2 separate regions of the Homo sapiens genome follow, and region 2 is linked to region 1. Evidence: read pairs that join two places in POLR2A ChIA-PET (ENCODE). Cell type or tissue: MCF 10A. All regions are shown on one strand. Each heading gives the region's core, and the rest is flanking DNA. Links, peaks and the distances in the headings are about the cores only. Region 1 overlaps WWOX (WW domain containing oxidoreductase). Region 2 overlaps WWOX (WW domain containing oxidoreductase).

Region 1 (5,378 bases), core at 92-5,091:
ATCAGAGCCCTTTTAATTATGACTTCAAAAAACAGGGCTCGTGCCACCCAAGATTTCCTCCATATACAAAAAAAAAAAAAGGAAAAAGGGAAGAAGCAAAGGGGCAATACAGGGCTCTGCCCATTAGAATCTCTAGGGACAGACCGAGGTTTGAGAGTTCCTGCTCCTGATCTCAGGGGAATCCTGAATTACAGGTGTTAACCTGATTATCCCCAGCCCAGCTCTTCGTTAATTACCTGAAGTGAATGGGACAGTTTCCAATACTCAGCACAAAGGCGTGCGCAGTGACTCTGTGGCGTACTATCTATTTGGCCTTGGAAAGTTACTCTCTAAGTCAGGGCTTCTTTTCTTCAACTTTGGTGTGAGACTCCGCTGGAGAGCTGGTTAGAAAAACACAAGTCTCGGGCCCCACCCCGCAGAGCCCCTCATTCTCTAGTTCTGGGTTGGGGCCCAGGAGTCTGCTTTTCTAGCAAGCGCCCAGATGTCACTGATGCTTACAGCTCTCAGACCACAGTTGGAGCAGTGATTTTTAAAAGTCTTTTCATTTGTAAAGAGTTGTTCTCCATGCTCCAAATGACTGTGACGACTGAGAAAATGCATGTATGTAAAGTCTGCAGCTGGTGACATTGTAGACACTCAGCAAATGGCCTTTGGTGTTACTGTTATTTTATTTTTACTAATTATTTTTTACACCTACAAATCAGGATCTGCTACAATCGCTTGATATTTGAAAATTGGGCCTAACCCACTATGCCACTCTTCTGTCATGAAATAACAATCTTCTATTTAAACTAGTAAACTTAATAGTTTAAAATACTTGGTAGTTTAATAGTTTAAGTAGAGCCACTGAAAGATGGCTCACACCTTTCAGCTCAGTTTTTTTGTACCAGTGAGGATGAATGTTTCTGCATGTGGGTAGTTGGCACCAGTCTTCAATGAATTATTTTTCCTTTAGCCGGGTCTGGTGGTGGCGTGTACCTGTAATCCCAGCTACACAGAAGGCTGAGGCAGGAGGATACCACGAGCCCAGGAGTTGGAGGCTGCAACGACTTACGATCATGCCATGGCACTCCAGCCTGGGTGATAGAGCGAGACCCTGTCTCTGAAGATACAAGAAGGCCACATGTGGTGGTTCACCCCTGTAATCCCAGCAGTCTGTGAGACTGAGGCAGAAGGATTGCTTGAGAAGTTTGAGATTGGCCTGGGAAATATAGCAAGATCCCAACCCTATTAAAAAATTAAAAATGAAAATAAAATTTTAAAGAAAGGTATTTCTCCCCTTCACGGTAATTTGGAGCCAGTACTTCTTGCACCATTCATTTGTCCACAGCATGGGACAAAGGATAATGCCTTAATGCCTGCTGCAAATAGAACAGTGGTGCTTAGCAGCTTTAGATAATGCATTGTAGGTGTTTTGCAAAAACATACTTTCGTGACTAAACATCATAAGCTCCAAGTGAGTGATTTCCCCGCGTAAATGAATGATTCTGTGAGGATAACACTTCTAAGATGTGAGATTTCAATAAATGAATCTGTAGGCTGCTGTGATGGATACCTTTGGTGGGGTAGGAAGGATCGTCATTTAGAACCTGGGTTCTGACTCCAGATGACTTGTTTTGTTCTATCCCAGAAATATTCCTAAAATCGATTTCCAGTTTCCAAAAGAGCAGGTAAGGAAAACACTGAGTGTTACTTGGTCTTTAAAATTTTTTTTAAATTCATTTTTATTTTTAAAAAATAGAGACAAGGAGGTGGGCGCGGTGGCTCACACTTGTAATCTTAGCACTTTGGGAGGCTGAGGTGGGTGGATTGCCTGAGCTCAGGAGGGCGGGTGGATTGCCTGAGCTCAGGAGTTGGAGACCAGCCTGGGCAACAAGGCGAAACCCCATCTCTACTAAAAACATTAAAAAAAAATTTAGGCGTGGTGGTGTGTGCCTGTAATCCCAGCTACTCTGGAGGCTGAGGCACTAGTATCACTTGAACCGGGGAGGTGGAGGTTGCAGTGAGCCGAGGTTGTGCCACTGCACTCCAGCCTGGCTGACAGAGGGAGACTCTATCTCAAAAAAAAATAATAAAAATAATAAAAAAAAAATTACATGAAAAATAGAGACAAAGTCTCGCTTTGTTGCCTAGGCTGGTCTTGAACTCCTGGGTTCACGTGATCCTCCTGCCTCGGCTTCCCAAAGTGCTGGGATTACAGGCACGAGCTGCCACGCCTCACCTCTTGTTTTCAATACCATTGATAAGTTGTGGTCTTCAGGGACTTGTGGGCATTTTCAAGTTAAATATCCAACAGTCGTGATTTAGGGCATGAAGAGCTCACTCATCAAGATGTATGTAATTCAGATTTTCTGAGTGTTTAATTCGGCGTCTTTGGTCACAAGGAACAGAGTTTTACTTGTGCCACCTCTTCTAAGAAAAAGGTTTACTGTAAGAGATAATGTTGGCAAGCTGAGGAAAGGAGGCAGTTTTGGGTAACTGTCTCTTGCGATCCCCTCCTGCACAACTGTGGCGTTCTCTTTTTCTGACTAGCTGATTCTGCTGCTGCTGGATTTATTCATTCTTCTCCCTCACAGTTTTGGCTCGCACATGCTTCCTTTTTAGCTCATGGCCGTGCAGTTCAACTCAACCTCATGGCATCTTTTTATCAGCTGTCCCTGCTGCAACAGGCTTAGAGTTGGTTTCCCAATTCCCTAGCGCAGAAATCCACTGGCATGAGTCATCTTTCCCATTGGTAGATTGCAGAGCAAACTTCTGGACAGATTTGCCCTTGGCTCATGTATGATTGGACCTGCGGTCTGTCCAGGTGTACTCAGAGTGGGGAAGGGGAGCGGTGGCAGGTAATACAAAACCCACCTAAGTAGAAGGACCTATGAACCATGAGGGTTTTCCTTAGCAGGGAGTGCCAGTGGGTAGGGATGACTGGTTTTGCAGTTTAGGGCCAAGTGAGTTGGAATGACAGCTGTGGCGTGTTGAGTCAGATCAAGTCCAGAATTCCTCTCCACCCCACCCATTTGCAGTTCCCTCAGATTTATTACGGGACCTGGATGTGATGCAAGCATGCCCGCTGGCTCAGGCTGTGCCTCACAGCTGCAACATCCCTGGGGTGGAGAAGCCATGTGGGACCTCACAGAACACTCCACCGTCCCTGCTAATGGCTGAGAAAGGACTCTGCCCTCATGGATGGGGTTGGGGGACCTGTTATCTTCTTCCAGGTTAATCTTGGTTTCAGCTGCTTTAAACTCTACTTTTTAGTGGGACGCATCATACTGAACTATGGAAGCACCATAGTTGTCACCTAGTTGAGCTTCTCTTTGTTCCCATATGTTTCAGTGAAGCAGTTATAGCTTCAGAAAAGAGGGAGCCAGGAAATACACTTGTAATTCATCACTCCTTTTATAGTCAGAGCATAGGAACACTCATAGTATGTATCAGAAACTAGTGAACACATGTTGTTTTACAGCTCTGTCTGCAAAATTGCATCGTGGGCCTCTTTGGGGAGTGTTCTCAATGTGATTTTTATTCTGGGGTGTCCTTTGGCCACAATCCTCAGGATTATTTTTTCTCTGTGCTGTTCACTGTAACATCGTCCACCCTCTGAGATCTTGCTTTTCAGTCTACTGGTATCTCCACTTCTCTCTGCAGCGTGATGTCTAGTCAGAGTTTCCATTCTGTTTTTATGACCCTGGGAGGACTGGGAGAGATCTGTGAGGTCATCTTGTCCACCCTCAGCCAGGGCAGGAGTATTCCCTAATGGTAGAGTCAAGTGTTTGGTTTGGTCTTGTTTCTAATGACTCAAGTGATGAGGCCTGGGGACGTCCCTTGGGAAGCTATTCTGCAGCCTAATAACTTTCATTCTGTGATTTTTTTTTGTATGTGTCTAATATTCAGAGTCTGACACAATAAGGCCATAAAGAGCTAAGTCTGTCTATGGTAGATCTTCACCTGGGAATGTTCTCCTAATAGTCACTTTTGTTATAAATCTTCACCTAGCATGGGAGTTAAGTGCATTTTAAAACTAGACCTGGGGACTATGTATCCTAAAATGCAAAAATAGCCCCCAAAATGAAAATTAATGTTGAGAATCTAGTCAATCTGCCAGCAGTACGTACATAACTGTTCTGTGTATATTTCACATGGCCATATATGTTTTGCTTGTGTGGTGCTAAATGCAAAGGCAGAGAAGCTTCTGCTATTGAATGCTTAGCACAGAACTCCTGTCCTCCCTCTTTGAAATTATTCCGACAGTTGCCCCTCATTTGGCTTGCCAAGGAGTAAGATCTTGGCTTGTGTGTTTCTCCCATGTGTGGTGTATCTGTAATCTCGGTCACTGTTGAGAGCCTGGTGGGAGGCTGATTATTGTTGAGGGAAAGATCTGAGAGCAGGGCCAAGAAAGGGAAAGAGAGAGAGAGGAAAAAAAACAAAAAAGAAAAAGAAAAAAGAGAGGTGGGTAGGGAGGGAGGAGAGACATGGACCCACGGGGAATGGGAAGAGAAATAGAAATAGGGAATTTGAAATGGAAATAAAACAAAAGGGCAGGAAAGGAAGAAATAAAGAGAATGAGATAAAAGGAAAAGAAAGTGCAAGTAGATTTGGGATCTATAGATTGGGGAAAGACATTCATACAGTCAGGACCAGATGTTCACTGGAAGTTTTTTCCTTCTGGATCCTTCTTTGGCTATAGGAATCTGGTTCTCAAAGTGTGGCTCCCAGGCCAGCAACACCAGCATCACTCAGAAATCTGTTAGAAGGCCAGGCGCGGTGGCTCAGGCCTGTAATCCCAGGACTTTGGGAGGCCGAGGCGGGCGGATCACGAGGTCAGGAGATCCAGACCATCCTGGCTAAGTCGGTGAAACCCCGCCTCTACTAAAAATACAAAAAATTAGCCAGGCGTGGTGGCGGGCGCCTGTAGTCCCAGCTAGTCGGGAGGCCGAGGCAGGAGAATGGTGTCAACCCGGGAGGTGGAGTTTGCAGTTAGCAGAGATGGTGCCACTGTACTCCAGCCTGGGGGACAGAGCGAGACTCCCTGTCAAAAAAAAAAAAGAAATCTGTTAGAAATGCATATTTTCTGTTTTCACCCCAGAAATCCTGAATAAGAAACACTAAAGGGGAGTGGGCCCAGCTATTTGTGTTTTTGGAGGAACTCCTGTTTTAATTTGTTTTTTCGGAAGTCCTCCAGTTTGAGAACCAATGATAAGGACATTTTTCCGGGAATCCAGTTGTTTTAGGAAAGGCCCAGTAGGCATTTATGTTTATAAGCAACTCCACCCTGCACTCCATATGCCTTCTGTAGCTATCTAACAGAGACAGAGTTGACTTGCAGAAACTGTTTTCTCTGGCCAGGAGACAGGCTTCGTTTTCGAAACTCACCCAGGAAG
Region 2 (5,378 bases), core at 157-5,156, 120 kb before region 1:
TCTATCTAATTTCCCATTAAAAGTAACAGGAAAAAGCGCAATGACTTTTGCACCAACCTAACAATGGGTTGACATTCAGGATTGCTATAATGATGAAGCAATGGCAAATGGAGTCTTTGTTTTTAGCCCCGTGGAGGCATATGCTGGGCACTCAACAAACATCACTTCCCCTGCCCTTTTCTCAGATAGAGTTATCCAAACAAATTGGATGCTCAACTCTGGATTTGATCCAAGCTCTCTGGAAATCTCTAGCTTCTCAAACTGTTTCGTGGTGGAGTGCCTTTTGGGCACAGGAGAAGGAAATAAGAGCCTCGCGAGGTTTGGGAATGCTGCCTCTAGCTCTCACACTGCATGCAGAATTCCTACTCTGAGAGCTCACTTTATCTCAAAAACCCATGCATATTCTGCATCTACTCTGAATTCCGCAGTGTTGTGTGTTACTATACGATCTAGTGTTTTCGTTGCTTACAAGTTAGATTCACACTCCAGGAATGTATCTGTTCCCACATCCCCTGATGCTGAGCATACCAGAGTTAAGGGAGGCAAGCAAGGCCCCTAACCTCCCAGGTTCATGGAGGTACCCATTCTGCACTTGTTGACCTTGAGCTTGAGGACTCCATAAATGTCTGCCCTTGGCATTGCACGTGCCTCCCTCTGGGCTGACCCTGCTGGGCCTGTCACTTACTCCCATTGGAGAGGCCTGTTTCCATACATAGCTCTTTGTCAGTTGCTCACACTCGGTCAATACTTGCCTTCCTTTGAGGCCATCTGCACTCACTGACAATCTGATCGCTCCCCTGAATGGAGGTGAAAGCATGCAAGCTAGGAGTTAAGATCTTTAACTCAGGGAAGACCCTGTCTATGGAAGTGCTGAGCTCTTCAGTGTCATCACAGAAAAGCATGAGCCCCTCCCTGGTACGGAGTCATCACATCCCATAGCTGAGCGACGTCGGAGCTCCACGATGGGGAGGTGACACATAGTCAGTTAATTACATAAAGAGAACTTGAGCAAACTCTTACTCTGCCATATGCTGTGCAGATCCCTCTGAAAAGCTTTACAGATGTTCTTTTTTTTTTTTAATCCCTCCCCCTATCTTTCTTTCTTTGCACCCACGATGCTCTGCACTTCAAGCTAAATATAATGTATCTGATTTTACAGCATACATACTAATCAGGTTTGAAAGTTGTCTTGTGAGGCTTTAAAAAGCTAGCCAAGAGCAGTGCGATTTCTCCAAAAGGATGTCTGCAATCAAGATGATTACATGGGAAAATAAATCATAATTTATATTGCTGAAAATGTCATTTGCAAAACACTTTGACAATACTTTCCTTTCAGTCTATTTTCCTGTGTATGGGGTAAGTGTTGCCCTTCTGCAACTTTCCTTTTATTTTATTTATTTATTTCTTTTCAATACTCTGAATATCACTGGAGCAGCTGCAGATTCAGGGCAGTATGGGGTGGTTCAGGAACAGAACTGACAGGTATTGAAGCCAAAAATTGAACAATAACAACGTAGGAGGGAGAATCCAAAGATAGTATGTGTTCAGGATACGGGCACTCGTGTGGGTGAACACACACACACACACACACACACACGCTTTTTTTTTTTTTTCTTTTTTTTTTTCTCCTATTGCAATAGAACGTAAAGGTAGATTTTTAGAACCAAATGCCTTTTAGGAAGCTACCTCTCTTCCACCCTGCTGCCTTTGTGTTGAATAAACTATATTAAATTATCCAGGAGGAATGATTAGTGATCTGATTCATTAATATCCCTTGTTATTAAGAACTGTCTGTATTTGTGTCCTGGTTGGCAGATATTAAGTCCACAGATACCAATAATTAATATCTATGGTTGATTGTAAAAATGGCCACCAATTCTTCCCTGTCCCCTGCATATGTACATCCTTGCACTGTGAAATTGTAGATCTCGCCCTCCAAAGGTGAAGTTCGTTTGTCCACTCCTTGAACCAGGATGGCATGAAACTTGATTTGACCAATGAGGCATTTGGAAACACGGCACAAGCAAAGGCTTGAAACGTGCTTTTATGTTGGTGCTTGCCCACTTGCTGTGCTACGAACCCTTTTACTTCTGGGTGCGAACAAGCCCAGGCTAGCCTTCTGGGCGATGAGAGACACAAGACCATGTTTCCATATTGCCCCAGCCAAGAGCCAACCTACAGACGCAACTGCCTTGCTGACAGCAGACACCTGCCCAGCTGAGCCCAGCCCAAATTGCTGACTCATGCAATCTTGAGCTAAAAATAAGTAGCTGTTGTTTATAGCCACTAATATTTGTGATGGTTCATTGCACAGCAAAATTGAATGGAGACAATACTTTTGAAATTGACTCTTCGGGAGCTGTTGTAAAGAAGTAAAATGTGTAGTGTTTGCCCTTTTCCTCAGCTGTAGGCCTGGTATGCAGAAGTATTCAGTTATTTGGTGAGTGAACCCTCGCTGATGCCCTGGCTAGTGTTTTCTGTCTCAGGAAGCATGAACATTTCATCCAGGGTTATATGCTACAGGGATATTCAAGAAATTGAAGATCCTTGAAAATCTAGTCTCCCTCACAAGGATCAGGTGGCAGGATCTAATGGGAGGGGTAGAGAGTGAGTGTTAACACACAGAGAACCCAGGAGACCTTTCTCAGAGGTCTCATATCAAGAAAAGATCATTTCTCCTAAGCAATCAATTTCTTTTTAAATCTGAACCTCATATCTGAGAATATTCCCTTCTTTTATCTGGCCACTCGGGAGCTCAAAAATAAATTTCTGGCACCCTTCTTCCTGGCTCCAGTAAAGTCATACAACCATATGGTACCTCTCTGGCAACTAATTTCACCTATTTCCTTATTTGTTTAAAAATTTTAACTTAAATTTTTTCCCCTCAAGATCTATTTACGGATCATCAGTTTTATTTTTTCTTTTCTTTCCTCTTTTTCTTTTGCTCCCTTTTCTCCCCACTCTTGACTCTTCTCTAGTTTTTATATGCAGTTTGTATTTATCCATGCCATCTGAAATCCTCCTTCCTTTTTAACAAGACAAGTAGAAAACGAAAACAACATCAAAGGATACACTACACAATTGTTGGAGCCCTAGGAACCGAGAGAAGAGTACAAGCAGGTTCTTGAACTGTTCTCTCCCCAGCAACTATAACTGGAAGGAACCTCAGTTTGTCCATTCATTCATTCATCAGAGCAGCATAGCAGAGTAGAAGGAACTCTGACTTTGGCATTGGTGCCTCTAAGTTTGAAGTCTAACTCCATCACTGTGTTTCTTTCCTCTTGCTGATAGCTGATTTGTTATAAACAAATTACCAAAAACGTACTGGCTTTAAACAACACATGCTTATCATGTTGCAGTTCTGGGGAGTCACAAGTTCAAAATCAGTCTCACCTGGTCAAGATGTCAGTAGGGCTTGTTCCTTCTGGAGGCTCTAGGGGAGAATCTGTTTCCTTGCGTTTTTCATCTTCTAGAGGCCTCCTGCATTCCTTGGCTCTTGGCCCCTTCCTCTGGCTTCAAACCAGCAGTTTAATATCATCACATCTCCTTTACTGATTCCTCTTCCGTTGTCCCATCACATTCTCCTCATCTGGCCCTCTGGCCACTCTCTTATAAGGACCCTTTTGATTTCATTGGGAATACCCAGATAATCTTGGATAATCACTCCATCTCAGGGTCCTTAATCACATCTTCAGAGTCCCCTTTGCCATGGCTGATGACAGAGTCACAAATTTGGGGAATTAGTGTGTAGACTTCTCTTGTAGGGAGTCATTATTACTCTACCACAACCACTAATTCTGGACTTCACGTTCCCTCATCCATAGAGCAGGGATAACAATATCCTCCAGGCTATCCGCGGAAGTAGAGAATATAAGCTTTATCCAGGGGGCCACTCAGTGATGGGAGTCTTCCTTATGAAGCTGTCCCAGCTCCATCTCTCAGGACTGAAATGTGGGTAAGACCATCACATTTTTCATCCCCCGCCCCCCGCCCCCAACATTGACTGGGCAGATATTCATACAATGGCGATTGTTTTGTCTGCCTGGATGGCTTTAACATAATACCATAGACTGGGCAGGTTAAACAGCAGACCTCTATTCCTCACAGTCTAGAGGCTGGGAAGTCCAAGGTGAAGCCATGGGCACATTCTGTGCCTGCCTGAGGCTCTCTTTCTGGTTCCCAGATGGATGCCTTTGTGTGTCCTCTCATGGCAGAGAGAGGAAGGGGTCTGGAACCTTTCTCTTATAAGGATACTAATCCCATCGTACCCCGTCCCCCATGATCTCATTTGAAATTAGTCACCTCCCAAAGCCCCACCTCCAAGTACTGTCACACTGGGGCATAGGGCTTCAGCATATGAATTTGGGGGAGCTGGGGAGAGGAACACATACATTTAGTCCATAACAACTATCTCACTTACCTCTCTACTAAGTGATTCAGAAAATAGCAAGTATAGTAGTGGGAGAACATGGTATCAGAACCAGGAGAGGGTCCTCTGGCTTTCTGAGTTCTGCCAAAAACCAAGTTTTGCTGCCTTGGGCCTGTGGCTTCTCCTCCCTGATTGTCGCTGGCCTTGCTGTAAATTGTGAGGCATCCATGTGAGGCACAGGATGGTTCCAAGGACCAACTGAGGCTGTCTGTGCTGAGGCTGGGAGGGTGTAAGTGCTCAGAGGCAGCCGGAAGCTGTGGTTTTTACCTCCCAAGACTGTGCAGAGCTTCCTTCTTCTGTAGGGAGAAGTCTCTCAGGACAGGGCTCACAACAGTGCAGTCAGGAGATTGGAAATTTTAGTGACACCAAAGTGGGCTTTACTTCCTCCTCCTAGAATTCCTGCCAGAAAGGTGGAGATGTGCAATAAACTGAGCACCGATAGAGTACCAAGAACATGCTTTTTGCACATTGTTTGATTCATCAATCAGAGTGGGGCATGGCTGTCATCAGTTCAGAGTTGAAAGAATTGAAGATCAAAGGGGTCACGTCTCTGTGAATAGTATTAGTAATAGCAGCAGTATCGATAGCAATCATAGTAATTAAAATGGAAGCAACCACCAGTGTAATCATAGCAGAAACTCACATGTGTGTGCTTTCTATGTGCCAGGCATGAGGCTGAAGTCATACATTCATTATTTGTTAATCCCACCCTAAGTGATAGGTGTATTCATCATTCTCAGTATCAGAAGAAGAAACTGAGGTTCAGAATGACCCAGTAAAGATCACAAGCCCAACCCTGGTGAAGGGCGTGATTGGCAGAAGCCCAATTTAAGCCCCCATCATGTCCTGACGCTTTCCCAAAGCTGAGCTGCCTGCCAGGGTCTTTGCTCTTCCACTGCCAAGAAGTAAGGTTTTGGTTGGGCGCGGTGGCTCACGCCTGTAATCCCAG

The links. ChIA-PET counts read pairs that join two places held together with the same protein. Peaks named below come from ENCODE experiments on the same cell type or tissue, not always from the same donor. Only the 100,000 strongest peaks of a DNase experiment are listed, where the experiment ranks them.
Region 2: POLR2A ChIA-PET joins it to region 1 with 10 read pairs; 3 of 35 experiments call an interaction of 5 or more read pairs at or near these places.

Annotation. Positions count from the first base shown.
Region 1 is chr16:78,681,480-78,686,857 of GRCh38, forward strand. All of the region lies in intron 8 of WWOX (WW domain containing oxidoreductase), which reads left to right. Among named protein-coding and RNA genes, the nearest start is that of WWOX-AS2, 180 kb to the left of the region's middle. In MCF 10A, for the core only: no CTCF peak of the experiment used is centred there; DNase peaks (open chromatin) are centred at 2,702 and 2,992.
Region 2 is chr16:78,561,920-78,567,297 of GRCh38, forward strand. The region is part of intron 8 of WWOX (WW domain containing oxidoreductase); the gene reads left to right. Among named protein-coding and RNA genes, the nearest start is that of WWOX-AS2, 65 kb to the left of the region's middle. In MCF 10A, for the core only: no CTCF peak of the experiment used is centred there; a DNase peak (open chromatin) is centred at 2,142.